5 separate regions of the Mus musculus genome follow, and regions 2, 3, 4 and 5 are each linked to region 1. A link is a loop called in an ENCODE intact Hi-C map of the cell type or tissue named here. Cell type or tissue: gastrocnemius. All regions are shown on one strand. Region 1 overlaps Paqr8 (progestin and adipoQ receptor family member VIII). Region 2 has its middle 23 kb from the start of Tram2. Region 3 overlaps Tram2 (translocating chain-associating membrane protein 2). Region 4 has its middle 32 kb from the start of Gm32947. Region 5 holds the start of Gm28836 (a long non-coding RNA gene).

Region 1 (5,000 bases):
GCTGAGATGTTCTGGCCACACAGCTCTCCCCGAGGACTGTCTTCTGCATGAACCCAGTGGAGGAGGCTGTGTTTGAGGAAGGGCTGAGGTGCCCTCTACTCGCAGGCTGCACTTCCTATCATTATAAGGTCCCTGTGTACTAAAAAAGGAAGCTAAAGTTTCCAACTCCAGTTAATGAACCTCCTCTTGCTAGTCTTAAAACCTTTGTTTTCTATATATATATTTTTTGTGCGAGTGACTTGTGAATTTTGTGCCTTATACATGGGAATGTCTAAACTCTTTTATTTTAATATATGCACACATGGAATTTTTCTGTTTTGTGTTCTTGGGACAAGAAAAAAAAAGGAACCCCCAAAAGCTAGAGTGACCTGTCAATCAACTATTAATCTGTATGTGAGAGGGGTCAGCAGCAGTATCCCTGCTGCTTTTAAATCAAGAGAGCATGTGTCTCCTGCACTGTTTTATTAGATGGGGTTCTTGTTCATTCATGGTCAAGAAGATGAACGCCTATGCTAGCCAAATGACCCAAGGTTCTGATTGTCTAGGTCAAGTTCATGCCAAGGAATGTTAGCAAAACTGAACGGGTTTGGACTGAGCAAAGACTTCTTAGGGTGTGTATGTGTAAACGCTCCAAGTAGAGGGTCTGTTTAAAATGGGAACCAGAAAGTGTTAGAAGTTCTGCTGTTGTGGATTCAAAGACTGTATTCTTTTAAAAGTTGGTGGGAAACGTGAGAGAGGAAAGGGATGAGGAAGGCGGTCTTCTGGTGGTATCTGTGAACAAAGATTTTTTTTTTTCCTTTTTCCTGAGATCAGATCTCACTGTATAACCCAGGCTGTCCTGGAAATCCTTATGTAGACCATGCAAACCTTGACCTCTAGAACTCTATAGAAATCAAGCTGTCTCTGCCTCCCACATGGCAGGGCTAAAGGTGTGGCATTCTGAGTCTTGTGGACAGGGATCTGTGGTATTCAATGGTCCTGCAGCCTAGGGTCGAGCTGAACTCTGTTCCTCACAAGTCTGTGACACCCGTGACACCCGTGACACCCGTGACGCCCGTGAGAAACGTGAGATACTGGCGTTCAGTTCCTAGTTTAATTATACAACTATTGCTAACTATGGACTTGGGAACTGATGAAAAAGAAAAAGAAAGTGATTTCTATGGAGTTGGGACTTGAACCTAAGACCTGCAACATGTTAACAAAGAGTTCTCCCATTGATGTGCACCCCAGGCCAAGCAACCGTGTATTTATAATAGATATTTGGGGAGGGCACTGAGGTGGGGGGAAAACACCAGTATCTAATTGGAATAATGCAAATGCCTTTACAAATGCATACACAAATGGGTGATTTTTAACTCTTCAGAGTCCTCAAACAGTGTCATTAAAATGGGCCTATCAGGATGGTAAAGACTAGGCTAGTTTAAAAGTAACAACCAAAAATTGTAAAGAGGAGTATGCATGCCTCTTGATTTTACAATGGAGTTTGTCACCCTGCAAAATCAGCATAATGTTTAAAAAGGTATAAGGGAGATAGTTTATCTTGCTCTCCAAAACTAGAAATTTTGGTTGTTGCCTCTCTTAGTTAAGACTTTCAACCCATTAATATGTAAACGCCTCTGATAAGATTAAACCATCAGTCATCTATACTTTCTCATGAATAAGATTCTTGTGGGTTGATATAAGGCCCCACTTAGTTCAAGAAGAGGATACACTGGACATGGGGGGCTTGTTTCTCATTTCAGAATCCTGACTTTTGTTTGACGGTGAAGGCTGTTTTTGTTGTTTCTTGTTCAAGGTGTTTGTTTTGTTCGAGATGGACCTCACTGTGTATCCCAGGCTGGCCTGGAACTCCAGATGGATTCTCCTGTCGCAGTCGGCCAAGGAGCTGGGATTCCAGGCTGCACCAACACCATATCCAATTCTAATAAAACTAATTTTAAAGTTCTTAAAGATGTCAGGGTTACAATTTCAGCTCTTAAGTCTCTCAATAACAATAGTGTAAGCCATAGACTGGAAGCTTGAAATAGAATTCAGAGCCCTGACAGGAGGGTAGTTTAGCCCTGTTTCGGTCGCCCTCCATTTGTTTGGTTACTATTCTGTAGTTCCACCTGCATCCTCCAGAGGGTGATGTTGTCACTCTCAGTACACTCAGAGCTTGTTGCCAAGGCTTCATGGCTAGATCTGTGTTTTGCTTGGTTAAAGAAAAAGTGTGGGATTTTTTTTCTGTCTCTATAAACCTACTTACGTGAATAATCATTAATCAGATTTTGCACATGGATTTTTGTCCTGTTGGTAATGGACCCAGAGCTCATTCTAAAGCTGGGTTTTATTTAGCCTGCCAACTGCCAACTGAAAGAGGTTGAACACTACACCTATCTAAAACTAGGAAGATATAAAAACTTTGAAAAATAAGTCTACTGCAGAATAAACTACCCTTCGAAGAAATGTGGAGTTGATTTCTCTGCAGATTTCAGTATAATTGCGTAGATATTCCTAGCTACATCACAATCTTATTAAAGATCTTGGATTTTGAATTGATTTTGGCCTACATTATTTTGAGATATAAAAATTATGAATTACATTGTTGTGTTCTTCAGAATCAGCCTGAGTGGATCACAAAGTCAGATCCACAGAGTTTTTTTGAAAATAGTGTTTGATTCTTCCGTGAAAGTTGTCTGATAATCTTGCCTAACCCCAAATCCCCGTCATGTGTCACTGGGATTGTCCCTTGCCCAAGCAATTGGCTTCCTCCGACAGATAGGAGCTAAGAGTAGAAGGGTGGAGCTTTACAAAGGTTCCCTGCCTTTCAAGGAGCTGTGCAGAAAGATCGGTGGAAAGGTGGGTCTTTTGTTTGTCTTGATTTTGTTTTTTAAAAGCAATATCTGATTATTGAAAAAAATGTAGAAAAGTGAGAGGAAAAGATAATCCATAGACCTATTTAATAACAAATGTTTTGAGGGAAAAGAAAAAGGTTTTATCAAACCATTTTGAATAGTAAAATGTATGTTAATGCCATCCAAAAGTCCCTGGAGGCAGGGGAAGGAACTAAAGGTTTTTAAGCAACTGACTGCTTTCATTTTATAAAGTACGAAATCAGCAGTCTTCATTCAGTTCAGCTTACAGGAATGCCAAGAGCTCCATTGCACCCCCTCCCGACGTTACGCCATGTACATAACCTGATGACGCCAGGTTAGCAGACAAAGTAGGTGGCGCACTGGCTCTCCTGTTGAGAGAACTGTATGACATGCCTCCTCAGACTCAGATGCCCAGCAAGGACTGTGCTAGAGAGCCTTTAGCTGGAGCCCAGCCCGCCCAGCCCGCCCAGCCCGCCCAGCGAGCCCAGCGAGCCCAGCACGCCCAGCCTGAAAACTGCGTACGTGAATCCACTGATAGTCATCTCGCAAACAGCTAGGACTGCCGAGTACCAGGCTTTGCTCTAAGCCCCTGGAACCCAGTAGCAAAGAAAGCACACAGTACCCTTAGTTGTAGACAAACAGAAAACCGAGTAGATGAAGTGTATTCATTGTGTTATCGGTGCCAGGAGAAAAAGTCAGGAAGAAGTGTGAGCGGGAGAGCTAGGGTGAGTTTGGCTTGGCTTGGTTTAGTTTGGTTTATTCTATGAGTGTGGTGTTTTGCCTTTAAGTATGCCTGTGCTTCCAATTTGTATAGGGCCCATGAAAGATAGAAAAGGGCACTGGATCTTCTGAAACTGGAGTTACTGGTGGTTGTGAGCCACCATGTGGGTGCTGAGAATTGACCCCAGGTCCTCTGCAAGAGCCACCATCAGCTCTTAAGAGCTAAGCCATCACGCCAGCCCTATGGTTTTGATACAGAGTCTCATGTTCCACAGATTGGCTTTAGACTTGCTATGTAGCTGAACTTCTGGTCCTGCTGCCTACAACTCCAGAGTGCTGTGATCATAGCAAGGTCTTATGCAGCGATTCTGGTCAAATCCGGGGCTTTCTGATTGCTGGGCAAGTGCTTTATCAATTGGGTTACATCCCCAGGTCCATCAACTGTGAAAGGGAAGTGAGGACTCTGGCTGTGTTTTGTCCAAAGTGTGCCAGCTTAGAAAGGAGAATGGTGAGGACAGAGGTTGGTAGTTAGGATGGAGCACACAAGCCCTTATGGGGACTTTACTGAAACCAGGAAATGTGGGGGTGGGTGTTCTGGTCGCTCTTAATTTTTTAAATTATCAATTATCTATTTCCTTCCATTTACACAAAACCAGGTTATTGTTAGGTTCTTCCATTCATGGGCCTGGCCCAGCAAGCTCTTGCCTTCCTGTGGGCACACATTTGGGGGTGGCAGATTGTTTCCAGAGTATTTTTAAACAGCTCAGGATGCTGGGTTCTGCTTCCTAGAAAGACTTCAAATATTTCCTTCTCGTTCTGTTAGCATTTGAATTGCACTCTGGGTAATTTTCTGGGCAGACATGAAAAGACACCTCGCCAGCAGAGTCTATAAATAACTGTACCAGCTTTTATGACACTTGACTAATCCTGAGTTTTTCTCTCAATTTCTTTCACACACACCCCAATAACAAGCCTGTTAGTACTTCCCATTTTTGTTGCCCCTGTTTTACAATAAGGAATTGAGGCATAAATCAATAAATTAACACAGGACTACCTGGTTTGGTAATGGAGTCTTCCAGAAACTCAGGCCTTTGGATCCGAAGTTTCCATTCTTCCCCATCAGAACCAAGCGAACATAGGGAAAAAAGATGTTCCCCCATGTCTTTGTGTGAACTAGGAGAGCTTTTAAATCGAGAGAAGGGGGCTATGTAGATTCCCTCCACATCCCTCCCTCAGTAGAAAAACAAACCTTTGTGTGCAGTTCTTGGTGCATTTCTGCACACACTGGCCACACTTTTCCTCAGAGTGACACTGCTGGGCTGGCTGCTACCAGAGATGAAATTCCATACGCACTCAGCACCAGGATTCAGCTACAATCCCCAGAAAGACTTTCTAGACCATAAACCTGCTTAAAGAACCACGAAC
Region 2 (5,000 bases), 160 kb after region 1:
ATTTTAGCCACAAAACTCAGAAGTACTAGTGCTGAGACAAATGCCTCCGGGCCGTCTAGAACAGTCCAACTCCACGCCTTGTTTGCTTGAGGATCCCAGCTGAAACCCAAACACTGAGCGGCTGGGTATGAACTCATAATCTGTAGTGTGTACACAGTGATCCCTGCTCCCAGGCACAGTTGGAATTATTGCCTTATGTGAGACTTCATGGTATCAGAAGTAAGAAGGCAGGCTCTGGGCCAGACTGCCCCGTGTGGGCATGAAATGTCACTTCCCTCTGTGACTGGCTGCGTGGCCCTCAACTTGTGTGTCTTAGTTTCCTAATATGTGAAACTAGGATGTAGGGCATAGTCACAATGCACTAGTACCAATGGCGGCCTGCAGCAAGGTTAACGTTTGATAAATACTAGTCACACAGGTACAAAAGGCAGTCAGTGCCGTGGGCATTTTATAGATGGAGAAGTTGAGGTATACACAATGATGTCACATTACATCTACAACTGCAATCCAGACCCTCTGTCTGCGTCGTCTCTCATTGCTTGCTGTCACTGTCATGCATTAATTAAGAAGACTCTACTGCTGCGTGTTGATACCCACAGGAAATAGGGCTGGCCCTATGCTAAGTCCACATACAATATCTCACTCAATCCTCATAATAGTGCATGAAGTAGTTTAAAAAAACCTAATTATCCTCATCATTATTAGGTTTTGTTGCTTGTTTGTTTTTGAAAAAAAAAATCTGGCTAAGTACACACACACACACACACACACACACAATACACATTTTTTTTTCCTTCCCAGAACTGGTGATTAAGTCCGAGGTTTGTATGTTTGTCTATGTGTATGTATACGCATATAGTTGTCAGGGTGTTAGATCCTGAGCTGGAGTTACAGATCACTGTGCGTCCCTCAACATACTTTGGTATCCTGGAAGAACAGTGAACACTCTTAACTGCTGAGCTATCTCTACACACTCTGTTATGCCCATTTTAGGGAGGTGAATACCAAGACCTAATCAGAAGGCAGGGCCAGCAATATCTATTCAATCCCTGGAGCCCAAGTAAAGGTGAAAGGAGGAAATCTATTCCGTAAAGTTGTCTTCTGATCTCCACACACATGCTGTGGTATGGGTGTCCACATATGCACATCCTGAAAACACACACACATGCACACACTTGCATACCCATATGCACACTTACCCACAAATACATACACACACATACACACATATACATGTATGAACACACACATGCACACACACATAGACACATACATACATATATACACATATGCATACACACATACACACCTTAAAACAATATAGAAGGCAAAGTGGGCCGTTCTGCTAGTAAGAGGCAGCCAGAACCTGAGTGAAATCTTTACAGCCTCAGAGCCCAAGGTTTCAACCATTTATTTTCAGTGGCCTCTAAAATTAAAAAAAAAAAAAAAAAAAAAAAAAAAAAGGCTATCAAGATAGTGGCTACTTTATAAACAGTGTCGAGCTGAGCTGCCAGGACAAACTGGGTGACATTTGTGAGCTCCTCAGGGTCAAAAAGTAGTCCTCGTTATCCCTCATCTCTCCTTCTGCATCAGGCACTAGACCCCCACAGGTGACCATATGCTCCCATGGAAGGACCTTAAGAAGCCAGGCCCAGGAGAGGTAGATGCCAGGGGAATACTTGGTAGCCAAAGCCAAGGCTAGGGCTGGGGCCAGCGAGATTGTGATGGAGCTGAAGAAACAGAAGTAGTAGATGCCAAAACTCAGAGGGACGGAGTGTCTGATCACACAGGTTTGTGATGACTGGTGATTTTTCAGGAGGAAAAACTCAAGGTGAGAAGGTTGGCACTTCCCAAATGAGCCTCAAGTGCTGCTCCTGTTAGGGCCTTGGGTGGCTGCCTGCTTTAAGATCACAGCATAGGTCTGAGGGACACAGCCCTTTAGCAGGCATTGATTGCCTGGGCCATTCTGACTCTGACAAGCTCCCATGATCACACATGGTTGTGGCTGGCAGCTCAGACAGACACGACTGTTTTGGCTTCTGTCGTTTCTATTTTTCCTCTATCATCAGGCATAGACTCAAGGTCCTGAGCCTAATTGGAATTGGTGGCCAACCCAAGTGCCTGCTGGCGCCCTCTGGTGGAAGAGCAAAGGCTAAAAACACCATCTGGCCCAGAAGGAAAAGATAAGGTAGGGCCTGGGATAGAGGGAGCTAAGTGGATCTTCCCAGCTGACTTTAAAGAGCTATGGTTGCGAGTCTTCCTGCTGTCCTCCATAGGTAAATGATTTACTGTGACTTAAAGGTCAGCAAACACAACAGCTCTGACTCTCAAACGGACTTTGATGATGGATGCAGAAAGGTTTTTCTGTTTTGTTTTGTTTTTTTAACCTTGGCTCCCTTTGGAGGCCCCTCGGCCCTCAGGAGACTTAGAAGGTCATTCGTTCAGAGCTTTCCCAGACAGAACTCAGGGCTGTGACTTGAGCAGGAGGTGTTTACTCCCACACACTTGGGATTTGTATTGCTAGGAGGTGTGAAAGCTGTGTACAAATCTTGCATAGCAGTGCTGCCTTGGGGCGGGCAGCGGCACAGGAAGGGGCTCCAAGCGCCTGGCTTCTTTCACGCTTAGCTGCACAGGAAGCCTCTGGGACCTTGTGATGAGAGGGTCTGGGTAGGACCTGGGGTCGTTCCAACTCTCACGAGGACTGCGCTGGAACGTAAACCTCTTCTCTTCCTATAAACCACACACCTTCCTTATAGCTTTCTGACCTACGAGTCAGGAAAAACCCCAAAAGCTGGAACCTGCATTTCCTGGAAATGGCTTACATGATCTCAAGCAACAAGGAAGGGATGTCCCACAAAGAACTTTCTCATTGAGGGCTGGTAAGATAACTGCACGGGGGAAAGGAATTTTTGTGAGCCAAGTCTGACCACCTAAATTTTATTCCTCTAACCCACATGGTGGAAGGAGATAACTGGCTCCTGAAAGTTGTTCTCTGATTTCTCTGTGGGAACCCTGGCGACACACACACACAGTCACACCCCAAATAAATAAATAAGTGTAAAACAACAAAACCAAAGAACTCTCACTGATATTGCCTCCACGTCCCCCTCCCAAGGCAATTTTATCAAATAAGCACTACTCTTTTTTTCCTTCAAAATACAGTCTTAAAAATAGTTTTGATAGACAGGCGTGCTTGAGAATAGTTTAAAGCAGGGCTAAAAAAGCAATTGTACTATCCCTTTGTGTTATTTCATATTTTTAAATTTTTATGCAGATTAACCTATACTGTTTCTTATTTCTCTTAAAGTGTACACTTGAAACATCCTGTGCTGTTGATGTTCACCCTTTCTTTTCCCTGGGGCTAGCTGACCCAGATGGAGTTTATAAAACCTAAGGGTTAGGACTGTAGACATAGGCACCTGGTGCTAAGAGGATGCTGGCAAAGGGTACTAAGTCTGTTTGGCACTAAAGGGCGGTAGAGAAGGCCAGTGAGGGGCACGCAGTCTCTGCCTTTGGGTCACGCTGACTGCTTGCTGGCCAGAGGCCTGATTTATTTTGGTTTCTTTGTCTGGGAGCATAACCAATTTGCACAAGTAGTTATCTGACATCTTGATGCACGTTTACAGATCGATGAGTAGATGACCCAAGTCAATGCTCCACGGTTTTGTGCGTTTTATAGATGGGAGAGGAAGCCTGGACAAGGTAATGACAGTCATGGAAATGAGAAGTTCATGACTCAGTTTCCCACTGCGTGGGACTTCCTAGAAATAAGACATCATCAATCTTTGGAAGTGCCTGGGCACCGTGCCTTTGGGTAAACAAACTCCTCTTTTATCAGATTTTATGATTTTGTATACAGTAAGTACTTGATAACTTTTTTTTCTAGGAGAGCTTACAGATGACGCTGCTCAGCTGGCTGTGGAGGGGGTGTTGCTTCTTGGCTGGTGTGTGTGTGTGTGTGTGTGTGTGTGTGTGTGTGTGTGTGTGTGTGTGTGTAACTTTGTGCATGTGCATGTGGCACTCTCTGCCCATGGTCTAGGGACTTTTCCCCTAGGCAGAAGGATAAAGAATACATCCCTCGTAGCCTAGGAAACAGGCTTTGAGAGTGAGTTACCTGGGTTTCAAGGCGTGGCTATAATTTTTTTTCTAAAACAGCATCTCATTATTTAGCCCAGGCTGGCCCCAGACTTGCAATCCTCCTGCTTCAGCCTTCTGACTGCTGAGATTACAGGCATATGTGACCATGCCTAGCTTCAATTTTTAGATGAGTTTTGTGATATTCTTTTTTAATTTTTTCCTCCCACAATAGTCTAAGCATACAGCACAGAGCCGTGTTGGGACATCACCATTTCTACAGGAAGCAGTAAGATTTTTCAGGAGGTTTGGCAAAATAGAAACTCACACTTCCTTGTTAGGCATACTAAAAGAAAACCGAAGAGATATGGTTTGAGGTGATTAAAACAGCAAAAGAGAAGGAGGGTTGGGAAATGGGCAACTCTGAAAGTGGCAAAATTCTGTTTAATTGAAGCATCTACGAATAGATTCAAGCACTTGATATCCAATATTTGAGGCACCAGGACTCAAGGAGAGTGCCTTCCATGGTTCCCTTCACCCACTGTGGGGGAATGAAACACACACCCCTTGTGTCTCAACCTTGGCCAGGCTGTCTGCTGAGTTCTTTCAGTTCCTGTCAACCCCTACCCTTCCACACTCTGGCCCACCAAGGTAAATACCAGCAGCATTTGTTCCTCGTGTTCCCTACCTGCATCCTGCTGGACTCTTATTCCCTCTAGCGCTTTGCTCCAGGGGTCCAGGATTCTCACGGCTTCCTTTTATGAACAAAAGAGGACTAAATAACTGATGATGACCTAGAGTGTTAGTCTGGCTCTGCTCCAGGCCAAAGCACGACAGACGTGTGTCTCCAAAGGCTAGATCCACTTCAGGGCTAAGGTGCCTGTGACGCTGAGGACGTCACAGGTGTTCCCTTAGCTCCAACAGGC
Region 3 (5,000 bases), 63 kb after region 1:
AGCTCTTGCTGAAGACCCAGCTCCCTCTTTATGGGTAAACACTCAAGCTCTGGTCTCAGATATGGTGTCAAAGGAAGGCCAGGCAGAATATTAGGTAACATTAATGTCTTGTGTTACCAAGAACTGCTCCCCTATACTCTAGCTCAGAGTTTGGGGACCCTTTAAAGCCTAAATCCATTCTAAAAGTCCTCACAAGGTACCATAAGGACCTGATGACCCCGTCTTCAGGTAGAAGAGAGAGGAAAGAACACCGAAGGGAAGGGGGTCACAGACTCCTGTGGACATGGCTGTGTCAGCTCATGCAACCAGAAGAGTAACCCTGAGGCATCCTGGTGTCAGGCTCTGGGTGTGCTCAACAAACAACATTAACAACTTTAAAAGAACACTCAGGTGAGGCCAGAGGGAAGGTGGCCAAAGGAACACATGGCGGGCGATGGAGTCCTTGGGGCTTCCTGTTTCTGCAGAGAGATGAAGTTGAGGTTGCAAGTTTGGCCGGCTGGGGCAGGCCATCTCTGGACTTGGGAACAGCGTGTCTTGGGCGGGTTTGTAACTGCCTTTTGGTTTGGTTTCAGATGCTGGTGGGTGGAGAATGGTCCAGATCGACTCTTCTGTTTGTCGAGCCACCTTTCTAGAAGAGGCAGATGTTTGATGTGCTTTGCTCTTGTGGGACAAGTGGGAAGGCACATCCTCCTTAGCATGTCCCCTCAGAGAGTGAAGGCAGGCTGCTTTCCAATTCAAATGACACACTGGAAGCTCTCTGGAGTCCTGGGACTCAATAGTTAATTAACACTGTCTTTCTGGATTAAGTCACTATGTCCCCAAAGCGAAGGATGCGTAGAACCAGAATCCTACATCTTGACTGTCTGTCGGTCAGCACCAAGAATATTGTAATCCAATCTGTCCACAAGGGCCACCGAGGATCTGCCACCAGCTCTAGGGGAGGCTCCTTGGCCAGAGGCTTCCAGATTGGCAAGCCCTGAGACCCAAGGGCAGGGCTGCCATCTTAGCTCCCCCCGGTTGTACAAATCAGAGAAATTGCACATTAAAGTTAGGAAGAAAGGAGGATGAGAAGCAGCCATGAGAGAGAGAGAAAGAGAGAGGGGAGGAAGGTGAGAAAAGGGGGAAGGGGGAGAGAGAAAGAGAGGGGAAGAGGGAGGAGAGGGGGGAGAGGGAGAGGGGAGGAGGACAGGGGGAGGGACGGATGGAGGGAGGGAGGGAGAGAGAGAGAAGGAGGAGGAGGAGGAGGAGGAGGAGGGAAGGAGCAGGAAGACAATCAGGAGAATGCAGGCCTCTGAGAAAACTCAAGATAGGACAGAGGTGAGGCCATCTGGCGGCTCAGGGGAGCAAGAGTATAAGATTTTTGGCTTTATTGAGAATGGTTTATGAAAGAAGAGAAAGACTAGAAGGTAGAGAGGAACTCCCCCTTTGATGCCAAGGCTTCTGCTGGTGGAGACGAGCATGGGCAGGAGGGTGGAGAGACTGAGCTGGGGCCAGGGCTTCCTCATCCAGAGGATCCCTGTTCTCAGCACAGTGGCGCTAGGGAGACTTGAGTTTCTTAGTCCGTGAGGAGGTCCCGTTCTCTGCCTTCACCACTCCGTTTTCATGGTAACCTGGGGGAATGTAGAGAAGAGACACACACAGGGTTTCAGCTGACACTGAGGCAGGAAAATGGAGACATGGAGGGTCGGGTGTTATGGGGACATGGCTTTGTGGCAGGCAGACCATCCGACCAGGAAGCAGGCTGTAGCCAATGGAAGCCCAGAGACAGTCCAGGGCAGATTGCTGCCTGTCCTAGTGTCTTTGATAAGTGGCTTTGCTTTACATGTTTAGCCTTTGACTATCTTTTAGTGGAGGGCACCTACCGTGATTCACAGAAACTGAGGAAAGGGCAGCAGCCTACACTGAGATCTGAGCAATGCCGGCGTTAATCTCTTAGTTCTCCCAGTGTTCTCAATCCCTCAGCTCCACAGAGCTCTGACAGGTCTCAGCAACAAGAATGGTAACAAGGAGAAGAAATGGGGAACAAGATACTGCAGGGGCAAGGCCTGACATTCCTTTGACCAAGCTGGGTGGTGGTCAAAGCTTTTAATCCCAGCATTCGGGAGGCAGAGGCAGGGGGATCTCTGAGTTTGAGGCAAGCCTGGTCCATGGAGCAATTTCCAGGCCAGCCAGGGCTACACAGAGAAATCCTGTCTCAACCAAACACAACAAGAATAAAAAAGGAGAGAAAAATACCTCCACAAATTTAATGAGTTGTGGCATCACTGAAACCCCTCCTCCTAACCCATTCCAAGTCTTCCTCACATCCAAATGACTGCTAACAAACAAACACACACACACAGGCTCTTTCCAGGCAGGCAGCTGCATGGGAAAATGCAGGTGAGTCAGAAAACAGGCATGCAGACAGGCCAGGCCCCAAGCAAGGCTGGGTAGTAGACTTGAGCTACAATGTCTGAGGACCTGTGAGCATAGGGGATCACTTGAGGATGCTCAGGAGTTAAAGGAGATGTGTGTGCCCCATCTCCATGGCTCCTCCCTAACACTGTCACTGTGAGTCAGTCAGTCCTGAAGAGAGATGGGAAGCCTCGGAGGCAGGGTTGGGCCAAGACGGAGAGCACAAGAGCAGGTAAGGACACACACGGCCACTTTGTAGCACGGGACACGGGTGACAACAGCAGCAACAGCAGGAGAACTTAGCTACATGCCAGAAGCTACCCCCACCCAGTGCTGCCCTAAGCCAGGCCCTGTTAGAGCCAGCCTGCTCACACTGGGTCTCTGGCTCATGGCCAATTACATGCTGGTTACCGTGTTCCAGGCTGGGAGAAAAATGTCTACAAGGAGGGGACGCCAGCAGGACTGGTTTGTGGAGCACTTAAGTGCCAGCTCTCCTTCACCAATCTGCAGTCCCCAGCCACTCGCTCATTTGCCACAGGGTGTCACTCACCAGGTTCTCTCTTGAGGAGCTTGGCTGGGGGCCTGGGGACAGCAGAGACTCTACGCTTGGCACTCTGCTCCTTCCAATACTCCCGCCAGTGCCGCAACTGGGAGTGGATGAAGCGCCACATGAGCCAGGCCTGGGCGACACACACCAGCAGCAGCATGCCAAGCCTGCGGAGGGTAGAAATGGATCTATGGGCAAAGTTCAGGTCTACAGACTGCAGAAGGAGGTCTCTGTAGCTCCTGTGGCCCACCCTCCCCACAGCTCCCGACACCAGCAAGGGTGTGCTCTTCAGTCTGTCTCTTCTCTGGTACACGAGCAATGTGAGGTGAAGGCCCTAAGGTGATGATGGTCACCACAATCAAACTAATCCTACAGATCCACCACTGTCCTCTCTCCCACATGCCTGGCCCATAACAATCTAGATGAATATTGCTAACATTCGAAAGAGCTAGCATATGAGAGTGCAGAAATAATTTTCTTCTCCTATATCAAGATCACACACACTCTAATGCCTATAGCTTCATGGACCACACAGCTTGAAATAAAAGATGAAGCTTCTATCTTGAGCTTCCTGAGAGTGTCATGATCAACCCCGCTGGGATGAAAAATGTCCTCTGCACCATGATTGCTGAGCAAAATGTGAGGGGCCCCACATTGCATCTGGACTGGGTTCCTCACAAGAGCACGTGAAAGCTGTGGACTGAAGAATGTAGGACAGAGGCAGGAGACGGATGTTAACATACTTGCCCCTAAACGTCACTGTGTGGGAGGTTGTACCCCGACCTTCTATGAAGACACGCCATGTTCAGGAGGTACCTGGCAGTGCTCAGAGAGCCCCTCTATTCACCACCCCAGACTTCTGCCAACTCACCTACAAGGCAAGGTGTTAAAGTTCCCTTTCTCGGGGTCAAACACTTGGTTTTCCACCCGAGCCAATCCAAAGCCAATGGTCAGCACAGCGAGGGTGAGGATGAAGAGACGCGTGACCCCAAACACAGCAGCCCAGGCGTTAAACCTGCTCTCAGGGGTAGAAAAGGGATGTCAGCTTTGGGAGTCATTCAAGGAACCTTCACCCCATTTCCAGAAGCAACCCAGAGTGGGAAAGAGCATCAAACAGGACCCAGGAAGGTGAGAGTTTCAGAAGTTCCTGAACAGACACAAATGTAGGGTGGGACCCCTCAAACAGTCAGATTGCATGAGATACCCAGGTCCCACCCCATCAGTCTCTGGACAGGCCAGCATCCAGCAACCCTACTTACAGCCTCTCGTTATTCTCGTCTGCAAAGTGGAAGAGCCGAGCCATGTGAAAGAGGGCCTCGGTGGAGTACTGCAGTAGTAGCAAGATCAGCCCCAGGCGGCTCAGGCTGGAGGGAAAGACAAGCCTTACTCTCCCTGCCCGACACCCCAGAGCAGAAGCCATTGGTCTGAGGTAGCTCAGGCTGCTCTCTGTTCTGCCATCCACTTCTTGCGGGACAGTGCTTTATCCTTCCTCACAGTTCGGCTGCTGCACCTTCCAGTAGTTTTCTTGTACTGACTCCCCAGACTTTGATCCATTTCACCTGCTTGTCCCTACAATGAACCTGATCCATATACGTCATGATATCTGGCCCTTTCTATGCTCATGCTACTGGAATCATACATAGAAGTGTGTGGGGGGGCTAGAACAAGGTTGCTGGGCTTTGGGGGTACATATATGAAGATTTCCTGCTATTTGACTTTGCACTATCTGAGGAAGCAGGAAGTTCTCCCCGTGTGTGGTGCTCAACACTCACTGCTGGGTGATGCTGTCACCATAACCCTTCTGCATGTGAGTTGTGAGCATCCCACATCAGAGCACGGCTGAGACAGCTGCCATGACCCTTCACCTCGAGACAGAAAGCCAGAACGTGAGAGCTGATGGGCTCCGCCACACACACTATTCACCCACGTTGGTCGGTCTCACAGGAAGCCTGTTATGAGCTCCTCAGAAACAGGGCTCCCCAAGACATCTGGGCATTACAGCGAAGCTCTCAAAGGCTAGCATACACAGAGTTTGGGCCCTACTCAGAGCATGAAAAGT
Region 4 (5,000 bases), 220 kb after region 1:
TAACTTTTAAAGTTAATTTTGCTTATTATGACTAGTGTGTGTGATGGTGGGTGTGTGTGCGTTCATGTCATGGTGTACATATGGAGATCAGATGGCACCCTTGTGGAGTCCATTCTTGATTTCACCCTTATATGGGTTCTGGGACAAAATGCACGTTATTAGGTTTTGCATAAACATCTTTACCTCCTAAGCCATCTTACCAGCTCCTTCTTTTACTGTTAAACAGAACAAAGAGTGACAGGCCATTTAAGATAGATGCTCTTCTGGACTTGTATATGCATAGATACATACAGCATTGGGTTCCGTCAAGGACAACCAATGAAAAGCAAGTTGCACACAAAAATTATCTTATGCCTCATGATGTCAAATTTCCACTCAGCCACATCTGGAGACTGCAAAAGTCCAGGTGACTTGAATAGATGACGCAGGGGCAGGAAACCATGCTTAGCCAAGGTCACTTATTACATAATGAATTCAGCTTCTTGCTGAATCAATCCACTGCGCTTCTATTTCCCAGGTCTGCAGCACCCAGTACTCTCACTTTGTTTCCACAAGTCACAGAGCCCTTCCCCCACCAGCACCCTTGCTCAACCTATTTATTCCATGTACCCAGTATGGGGCTCCAATATATGGTCCAACTGGTTCATTGTCTGTTGGCTCCCTCTCAGACTTCAAGTTTCAATTAACATGATATGCCTAGCCATGCCCCTTCCTCCAGAGTCTGTGAGTTGGCATCCTGTCCAGGTCTGCATCCTATTCCAGAGCTAACAGAAAAATACCCATGAAATAAATGGACCCCCCAAATCAGCAAGTAGTTTGACCAAAATGTAGACATCAAGCTACTGCTTTATTTTAGTGAATTTTTTCGAAGAGGATATGTTTAGTCAAACATCCACAGGCATACGATGATTAAATGTGGCAATTCATTATGATAAAATAGTTTTACATTTTAAAAGACTGAGACTTTTACTGGACTCCAGGAAGTTAGTAATGCACTGTGAGGTTACTTAAGACTTCAGGCTGCTGTCCTGCTGCCCTACCTTGTTTAACCTTCCTTAAGAGAACAATGTAACAATCAATATTACCTGCCTTAGATTCCCAGTGTAATCACTGTTTGCAACCTAAGCTACAATGTATAGCTGTAAGCTTGGTTTATGTGTTGTTCCATGCCAGACCTAAGCAATGCATGCGTATTCTGATAATCATTTGCACAAAGCAGCAAAGATAGAGGGTGAAAGCAATCTTATATCAATCATAGATATTGTACACGACACACAGCTATTGCTTGATGAACAACGGTATCTGTTATCTGGGCCTGTTGGGATCAGCTGGCGTCAGTGACTTAATCCTGTGTAAACTCTGTTGAAGAGTTCCCTCCTTCCTTCACCATGTGATGCTTTCTGTGACGTTCAACGCATACATAGTAAAACACTTTGTTAGGAACAGGAGCTCTCAGATTGGCACACATTCACACAGTCCCAGACAGACACATTCACACAGTCCCAGACAGACACATTCACACAGATGGACAGACACCAGGACAGCCTCACAAGACAGCCTTCAGGCAGGCACGGATTCAAACTCAATCAACACACAGACAAGAGGAATGAAGATACAGGGGGCCTGAAGTGCAGAAATAAAATCTAGATGATAACAATCCAAAGTGTTTTGATTTCGTTCCCTAATGCTGCACCAACACATTATTGGTAACTCAGAGGTTATTATTAGTGTGTTCAAGCTGGGTGGATTTGATGCCCCCTGTCACGTGGAAATTATCTAATGTGTCTAATCCATGCAATGAAACATTCAGAATGTAACAGTTATCTCAGCCACTTAGAGTCAGAAATCGCTTGCTGTTAATGCCACAGAGGCTTCTCCTATAAGATTTTAAGCAGTCGCTACACTGAGCGAGCTATGACCTGGGTCTGACACTCTCTGCACATCTTTTCCTTCACTACAATGCTGATGGGCAGCTATTATTTCTTGGTTTGATTGACTGACTGATTAACTCATCCATTTGGTGCCTCTCTTGTATTATTAATTATGCTAAACTCCTTAGCTAGATATTAAACTCCCAGAAGATACATATAACTGTATTAATAACAATAGCAAATACTGTATATTTCCTAATGCTTGTTTTCTACTATGTATTTCCTACAACAGTCACTCAGTGTTTTCCTTTATAAGAAAGTGTAGAGCTACACATGACAAACTCAGAATGAACACGAGTCAGCATGTGCTGCTCTTCCTAAGCATCTGATGCTGCTTTGTATGATCTAAGGCAAGTCGCTTGTTCCTTCCTCCATACTATGGGGATGTTGGGGTACCTACCTCAGTGGATGGCTGTGAAGGTGACAGCGGATATCTATAAAATACTTAAAGTGGTGGCCAGCACGCAAAAGATGCTCATTATCATCAGCTGTTCCCATCCCATTATTGCTGCCTTATTGGAATGGTCTCCATCCTGAGAAAATCTTTATCCCCACTGTTAGCATCAAAGGTCCCACAGCCTTGGCAGAAGTCCACTTTGAGTCAAAATGGCTGGATGAGGACAGGTCAGGCAGACCTTGTTCCGGTCATTCTCCACTGCTCTACTTAAAAGTTCCATCTTATATCCTGTAACAACATTTCAGGAAAGTTGTAGTCTTTAAACAGGATGTAGTGAAGAAATCACGCCCATTTTTTTGCACAGACTTCCAGGAAGACCTCAGAAAGGCTAAGGCAGCACCATGCTCAATGAAGCGTTGACCTCTAGCGCCCCCTGCTGTCTCTTTGTGGAAAATACCATTGAACGAGAGAACATGTTTGATTCTGGAGGTCCAAGTAAAAATTCCATGCAAATATACTAAAACTGACATTAGATTTATATCATTTGACCTGTTCTCTCCAGTTTGTCTTTTATCTCTTTGTTTTGTTTTTCCTTTGCAAATTTTGCTTTTTTTTTTCTTTATTGGGCATTTTTCGTGTCTTTTTGTTTCCCTTGATTTTCAGATGTTTGTTTTGGTTACTTAAAATTTTGTCCTACCCTTGTCTCTTTTTCAGTTTGGTAAAACCCAACGAGGAGTATGGTGTGACAAATGACAGTGTCCTGAGACAAGTGGCCCCCCAGCAAATTTAGAGCAGGCCCTTGAGGCGAGGTGTTGTGCTTGATTTGCCAGAGGGCTTTGGACTACCAGGGTTCATGTCCTCTGTGTCTATTAAATTCAACATAAAGTGCTCAGGAACCCAGAACCAAGCTGTCCTTGGCTGGAGATGGCACCTTAGAATGCTCGGAGGGGTGGTTGAGTGGCTTTGTGGGTGGAGGAGAACCACCTGGATCAGCTATATGTCAGGAACACATGACAGTAAGCAGCCCCCAATACTGACCCACCAGGAATCCGCATGAAAAGTCTAGGCTACCCGCCTTCCGGGACTGAGGCTAGAGAGTGGAGGTCCAACATGCGATCAGCAGCAGGAACCGAGAGGACCAGAGGCATCTCAGAGCTGCAGGATTACCTGATTGGATTTGGCACGATTCTGGAGCCGTCTGGTTGAAAGGGCGGATGGACAGACCTGGAGGGTCAAGAGGGCTGTTCCTCAAAGCCGTCTAGGCCACTCTAACCCTCCCTCCAGTAGCTCCTCCTACCTTTCAGCTGGGTATTTGGTCCTTCTCAATCCCCAGGCTCTGAGCGACTTCTGGGGTTCCCAGGCAAAGAAAGGGAGCAGAGGGAGCCGGTTTCTGTAAGAGGGTTTCCGGATTAGCCTCCAGCGCGCCCCGCTGTGGCTGGGCTCCTTCCTTGCCCTCTGGAAAGAAATGAGCTGAACTGGTCAGCGAGAGAGCTGGGGAGATTTATGAATATCATTCAGAGGTAAATACTTTGTGAACTTGCTTGCTAGTTTGATGTCAGCTTGCCACAAGCTTGGGTTGTTTGGGAAGAGGAACTCTCCATTGAGAAGATGCTTCCATAAGATTGGGCTGTAGGCAAGGCTGTAGGGCATTTTCTTAAGTTGTGATTGATTTGTGAGGCCATCCCTGGGCTGGTTGTCCTGGGTGCTCTAAGAAAGCAGGCTGAGCAAGCCATGGAGAGCAAACCAGCAAGCAGCATCCCTCCATGGCTTCTGCATCAGCTCCTGTCTCTAGGTTTCTGTCACGACTTCACTCAGTAATAGACTGAGCTCTGAAATACTGACAGAAAGAACAAAAACTTTAAATCACCTTAAGTTGGAGTGATCCCTGACTCGGCTGTCAGAAGTGAAGCCAGCACTACCAGACCGGGAGGATTCAGTGGAAAGTTCTAGAAAGAGAAAAGCAGTGTGGAGAAGGACCAAGATTGGGTTGTCTGAGCCACAGATGTGGTCAAGTGTTCATTGGGGTAAGTAGAGTTCAGACACTTGTTCCTGCAGGGTATGTGGGCTTCAGTGTCCAGGAAGAGGGCAGTTGGCACTTAGTACCTGTCTGTATGCCTGATTGGACACTACGTTTACTACTTCACACAATGAGTCTTAAAAAGGCATTGATGTAGAGTCTGAGATAGGTATGTTAGTATTAGCGGCACAGGAAGATACCATTGTGTCCACTTCCTGAGACATGTGAAGGAAGTTCTTCTCATCCCACATAGGGCTCTGATTACAGACCAAAGAATGGATTCTACCAAAGTTTAACTTGGTAAGCCAGTGAGTTTGGGGGGGGGTGTCACTTACGGGAATAGGAATGCCTTAGAGGCAGCTGTATCACCCCCATGTCACTGTTCATAAAAGGCCCATTTTGGGGGAGCTCTCTGTGACTTGCAGGCAACTCAACCTGCTGGAGACTGTTCTCTTTTCAGAGGAGACTCTTGTGATTTATATAACCTTGAGGAGGGAGGAATCTTCATGAATGTGCTAAGTTTCACTGATTTCCAGAGGATTGTGAGTTCCTTACCGAGTGGTCTTGAGCCTCTCTTTAGAGCACTGGTTCACAACCTTCCTCCCTGGTTCTCAACCTTCTGAATTTTGCAGCCCTTTTATACAGTTCGTCATGC
Region 5 (5,000 bases), 330 kb after region 1:
GCCCCACGGGGACAGGCGTCTGTTGGACATTGGAGTCTAAGGGTGGATGTCCAGGGGAGGCAGGGTCCCAGCTGGGATCTCGGGGAAGCCGGAACAAGCAGAGTAAGCCAGTGTTCCAGGCAGATGAATGAACATGTGCAGAGCCTTCCGGGAGTTAGCGAGCAAGCAAGGCATGTTTGTAAATAAAGTGAAATGAAATGCAAAGGGTAGGGGGAGGAGTGGGAGAGCTTGGTGAAGAATCTGAGCCCTGTTTCCAGCACCTATGCTGGGCAGCTCACAACTACCTGAGACTCTAGCACCAGGACATCTGATGTCCTCCTTTGAACTCTGAAGCCGAGTGTGCACACACCCACACAGAGACACACACGATTAAAGAATAATGACACGCCGGGCAGTGGTGGCACATGCCTTTAATCCCAGCACTTGGGAGGCAGAGGCAGAGGCAGAGGCAGAGGCAGAGGCAGAGGCAGAGGCAGAGGCAGAGGCAGAGGCAGAGGCAGAGGCAGAGGCAGAGGCAGAGGCAGAGGCAGAGGCAGAGAGGCAGAGGCAGAGAGGCAGAGAGGCAGAGAGGCAGAGAGGCAGAGAGGCAGAGAGGCAGAGAGGCAGAGAGGCAGAGAGGCAGAGGCAGAGGCAGAGAGGCAGAGAGGCAGAGAGGCAGAGAGGCAGAGAGGCAGAGAGGCAGAGAGGCAGAGGCAGAGAGGCAGAGAGGCAGAGGCAGAGAGGCAGAGGCAGAGGCAGAGGCAGAGGCAGAGGCAGGCAGATTTCTGAGTTCGAGGCCAGCCTGGTCTACAGAGTGAGTTTCAGGACAGGCAGGGCTACACAGATAAATTCTGTCTCAAAACAAACAAACAAACAAACGAATAATGACACACCTTAAAACCTGAAACACACATGTTTTGTGCAAAGAGTGTCCATTAGAAATATCACCTGTGCTCACATCACCCTGTAAGGGGAGTCTGTGGTTCTTGCCCCAAGGTCAGTGAAGGGTTAAGCAAGCAAGCCTTACAGGCAGACTTAATGTTTCCTAGCTGTGGTAGTGGAACATACTCAGGAAAGACAGGGGGACATGAATCTGGAGCTGACTGCAGTGGAGCTATCAGTTGATGAGAGTACCCACCTGTGAGAAAGGACAATGAAGGGGAGCATGCATGAATTTGAGAGTCAGCCTTGAGAGTCTACAGCCTGGAGGTGGGCAAGGCTGGGGAGTTACAAGCAAGGCTCCCTACTGGTCTCTGTCTTGGACCACTAGTGGAATTAAGGGTGGGAAGTCTTGATGCTTTTCCCTTAGTCAGAGTCTCTGGACAGTAGTGTGTGTGTGTGTGTGTGTGTGTGTGTGTGTGTGTGTGTGTGTGTAAGCATGAGAGCATGTTTGTGTGTGCACATACACATATATTTAACTATTCACTGATGTGCCTAATAGTCAAGAAGACATACTTTTTTAAAAATCCAAAGCTGATAGCACAGATTATTCATCACTGGATAGTAACTTGGAGTCTAATTTTTTTTCCTAAGCTAACTTAAAATATGAAAAGTGAGTTCACCTTCTTGAGTCCCTGAACTGTTCGTGTGACCCTGTCTCAATAAGAGATAAATTCCTTTAATTTCCTGTAAAACTGCTTGAGATTCGTTGCCTGTCAGATTCTTTTTCTCTGCCAGCCAAGCTCAAGTAGGGCAAACCCACATTAGTTCATCCATTGCTGACCTGCACACAGCTCCAAGCGCACTGCCCTGAGAGAATGAGTGGGTGGCTCCAATACACAGCCTGTGTGGAAGTTATCCAGTGGCTGTCCACACTCCCCCCTCCACTGCCTCACCAACCTTGGCTACATTGTCAGGAATCCCACAATTCCTGCGTCTCCACAGAGAACTGAGTTTCATGCTAAAGAACAAAATTATTCCATTGGCAACAAGTGCTCACTGAGAAAACTTACACAGGTCAATTACCTTTCTGGCTTCTTCTGGAAGGCAAAGGACACCTACCCTCCACCTCCAACCCCCCCTCAAGGCTGTAAGAACTTGAAAGGAGTTGAGTGTAGCTGGAAGAGGGAGGCATGCTCATTGCATGTTCGTGCAACAGACAGAGGCTAGGTGCTGATATAGGACTGGAAAACGTCCTGGATGCAATGCAACAAAATTATTCACTGCCCGGGATAGGAAACCGCCCTGCCCTGTCTCAGGCCTCCAGAATCTTCTCCATCCACTAAAAGATCTGTAAATAAGTATACACAAAGCATCTTCACATAAAAATAAACCAATTGCCTACCTATGAGCTAAGTGGGCATGAGAGCCATTTTTAAAGGAAGTCTTGGTTGAACTTTATCTACCACAACGCCCCACCTCTGGGGAGGTAAAGGGTAAAACAGATGCGAAATTTAGGGTCCCCATGAAGGCAGAAATTCAGGAAATTGGCAGGATGAGCCAGAAAAGATCTGTGGGAGGGCAGATGCCATTCCTTCCTTCCTCCTTCCCCAGATCTTCTGTGAAGATCAAGAGATTGAAGGAGAAGGCAGATGCTCAGCAACAACTGGTTTATTCTCATGCCTTTGCATGAAAAGTTTCTTTTATGGAACGGATGCACAGCCCACTTGCACCCTTGTTGCAGCTGGAAAAGGCAGAAAAAAAAAAAAAAAAAAAGCAGAGATGCTTAAGGGCACTACCTCACTCCGGATGCAGTACTGCGCAGGCGCACTCCGTAGCTGTGACCCGCCTTAAGTGTTCTCTTAAGTGTCTCTTGAACACAGTCTTGTTCTCTTTGGAGTTGGTTTGTGGGAGGTAGAGTCCTTCATCCCACGTCCTTCTTCTGTCCTCGCCCTGGGAGTCAGGTGCAGCTCTGGGCCAGCAGAGGCCAAGAAGTCCCTTCTCCACCCAGCTGTGTCGGAGCATAGGTCTGGAGTCTGCTGCCCCCTGCCGGCCGGGATGATGCTTACAGCAAGACTCCTTAGGATTCCCCACCCACCCACCCACCCACCCACCCCCGAGTCGTTAAGAATTTTGTACCCACAGACTACAAATTGTTTCCATTTTCAGTGGATGTGGGGACATTCCAAAGGGTGAAGTGTCCACAGTCAGAATCCTAGTTGATTTGATTTCAAAGGCGAGTGCCCTCACTGCTCAGTATCTAGGTAGATAAGGGCATAGCCTCGTGATCCTGCTATTGCCCTGTGAGATCAGAGTATCCAGGTTTAGATGTCCAGGAGGGGTGGTACAGAACGCCACAGAACGCCACAGTTGGAAAGCATATTGAATCTTGCCGGTCCAGAGAATCAGTTCCCAGAAACGAAACTTAAGAACACACACACAGTATTTTGGGGGAACTAATTTGATCATATTTTGAGAATTTGGAAGTCTAAATTGGTCCCAGGGAATTAATCAGTCCCCAGGAGAGGCGTAGGAGCACTGTCAGCAAGACACAAGGCTGTAGAGTCACTCCCATCCTGACCTTTGCCTGCGAATCCTTCTGGCCCTCCTTCCAACATCCTGTTTGTCCATCCTCACCCTAGCCTTCTCTCTCCTCAGACTCACAGAACACTTTCCCTACTCAAAACAACCCCTTTGGATATAGCAACCGCCTGCCGGGAGCAAACGCGCGCCCTGGAGGGGAGAGCGGCTGTTGCGCGGGCGCGGGCAGGGGCGCAGGGAGGGGATATGGCATCCAGCCAGCGCATAACTTTAGACCAATGGAAGAAAAAAGCAGCAAAAGTTGAACTGAATGACACCCAGAAGCAAGAAATTAAAGAGGCCTTTGACTTATTCGATATTGATGGATCTGGAACCATAGATCTGAAAGAACTGAAGATTGCAATGCGGGCCTTAGGCTTTGAGCCAAAGAAAGAAGAAGTAAAACAACTGATCGCTGAAATCGACAAGGAAGGGACTGGCACCATTTGTTTTGAAGATTTTTTTGCCATCATGAGCGTAAAAATGAGTGAAAAAGATGAAAAAGAAGAAATACTGAAGGCATTTAAATTATTTGATGACGATGCTACGGGAAGCATATCACTAAATAACATCAAGAGGGTTGCCAAGGAGCTAGGGGAAAACTTAACCGAAGATGAATTACAGGAAATGCTTGATGAAGCTGATCCTGACGGGGATGGAGAGATTAATGAGGAAGAATTCTTGAAGATGATGAAGAAGACCAGCCTTTATTAGCTGCTTGGTACCTTCCAAGAGGTTTGGACCTCCTGTTAACAGCTTTCCTGTTAAGCAGTTCAATGATGTAATACCTGAGTGTATCCATTTCCACTTTTAGTTTAGGTTAGTCCCTTGGTGTCTAATCTGTGCCAGAAGTTATATGTCCCTACCAATGTCATTAAATCTGTAGTAGTAAGAAACAAACAGAAAAACAAAACAAAACAAACAACCCCTTTGGAACGCTTTATTATCCCCACGACAAGATTGGATAGATCATACTTCCTGTCATGATGCTGCGATATCTTTGTTGTTGTTTCATTGGTCTGAAAGTTGAAGCACAGTCTCTCTTGCGCAGTCTGTTGCACTTAAACACCCCTCCGCAAACCTCCATCAGCTCCGGCAGCAGATTAAGATATGGCTCAGAATAGACACTCAGAGATGCTCCTACTAAAGTACCAGAAGATGGAAGCAGCCACAACATGCTCCTATTCAGTGATTCTAACTGAACCTCAGAGAACATCTCTCTGTAGGGCATTTGGGATTCCATACTGTCAGATATGTGGAACAGGACTGCTCTTAGGTAGAGGGAACTTGTCACCTGAGCTCACGCCATCAGCCACCTGCTCGAGTGGAAGCCAAGGGTGGAGCTGAGGATGAGGGTGCAGTGAAACCTTCGGCCTTTGCCAACCTGTAAGACTGTCTACCTACGATCCACGGCGACAGAGACACAATTCCGTGTGGCCTCAGCACCTCTGCCATCTTGGGGAAATGCAGAAGTAAAATATGTAAGAATTCAAAGAAAGCTCAGTTAATAAATACCCTAAAGAGTAAATGATCTTCAGTTATGTCTACTAGCATAACTTCAG

What was found. A loop is a pair of places that touch in the nucleus more often than their neighbours do. Peaks named below come from ENCODE experiments on the same cell type or tissue, not always from the same donor. Only the 100,000 strongest peaks of a DNase experiment are listed, where the experiment ranks them.
Region 2: it touches region 1 in a loop (12-fold over the local background); 29 of 42 quality-filtered maps call a loop at or near these places.
Region 3: it touches region 1 in a loop (2.4-fold over the local background); 4 of 42 quality-filtered maps call a loop at or near these places.
Region 4: it touches region 1 in a loop (10-fold over the local background); 41 of 42 quality-filtered maps call a loop at or near these places.
Region 5: it touches region 1 in a loop (3-fold over the local background); 10 of 42 quality-filtered maps call a loop at or near these places.

The regions. Positions count from the first base shown.
Region 1 is chr1:20,937,113-20,942,112 of GRCm38, forward strand. It overlaps Paqr8 (progestin and adipoQ receptor family member VIII), which reads left to right. Exons shown (of 3, transcript NM_028829.4): 3 at 1-2,538. The region is part of intron 1 of Gm51618 (a long non-coding RNA gene); the gene reads right to left. Among named protein-coding and RNA genes, the nearest start is that of Efhc1, 12 kb to the right of the region's middle. In gastrocnemius, CTCF peaks have their summits at 2,113 and 3,180; DNase peaks (open chromatin) are centred at 2,119 and 3,231; H3K4me3 peaks cover 1,009 bases; H3K27ac peaks cover 729 bases.
Region 2 is chr1:21,099,285-21,104,284 of GRCm38, forward strand. No RefSeq gene overlaps it. Among named protein-coding and RNA genes, the nearest start is that of Tram2, 23 kb to the left of the region's middle. In gastrocnemius, a CTCF peak has its summit at 2,142 (motif pointing left); DNase peaks (open chromatin) are centred at 1,686, 2,028, 2,605 and 3,465.
Region 3 is chr1:21,000,026-21,005,025 of GRCm38, forward strand. It overlaps Tram2 (translocating chain-associating membrane protein 2), which reads right to left. Exons shown (of 11, transcript NM_177409.3): 8 at 4,201-4,305; 9 at 3,813-3,956; 10 at 2,945-3,108; 11 at 1,372-1,610. The coding sequence ends at 1,537. Among named protein-coding and RNA genes, the nearest start is that of Gm51618, 43 kb to the left of the region's middle. In gastrocnemius, a CTCF peak has its summit at 2,930 (motif pointing right); a DNase peak (open chromatin) is centred at 2,878; H3K27ac peaks cover 972 bases.
Region 4 is chr1:21,159,250-21,164,249 of GRCm38, forward strand. No RefSeq gene overlaps it. Among named protein-coding and RNA genes, the nearest start is that of Gm32947, 32 kb to the right of the region's middle. In gastrocnemius, a CTCF peak has its summit at 2,767 (motif pointing left); DNase peaks (open chromatin) are centred at 2,758 and 3,409.
Region 5 is chr1:21,268,758-21,273,757 of GRCm38, forward strand. Gm28836 (a long non-coding RNA gene) reads right to left here and starts at 2,928. Exons shown (of 3, transcript XR_373236.3): 1 at 2,658-2,928. It also overlaps the pseudogene Gm7094. In gastrocnemius, a CTCF peak has its summit at 2,889 (motif pointing left); DNase peaks (open chromatin) are centred at 2,888 and 3,603; H3K4me3 peaks cover 1,168 bases; H3K27ac peaks cover 538 bases.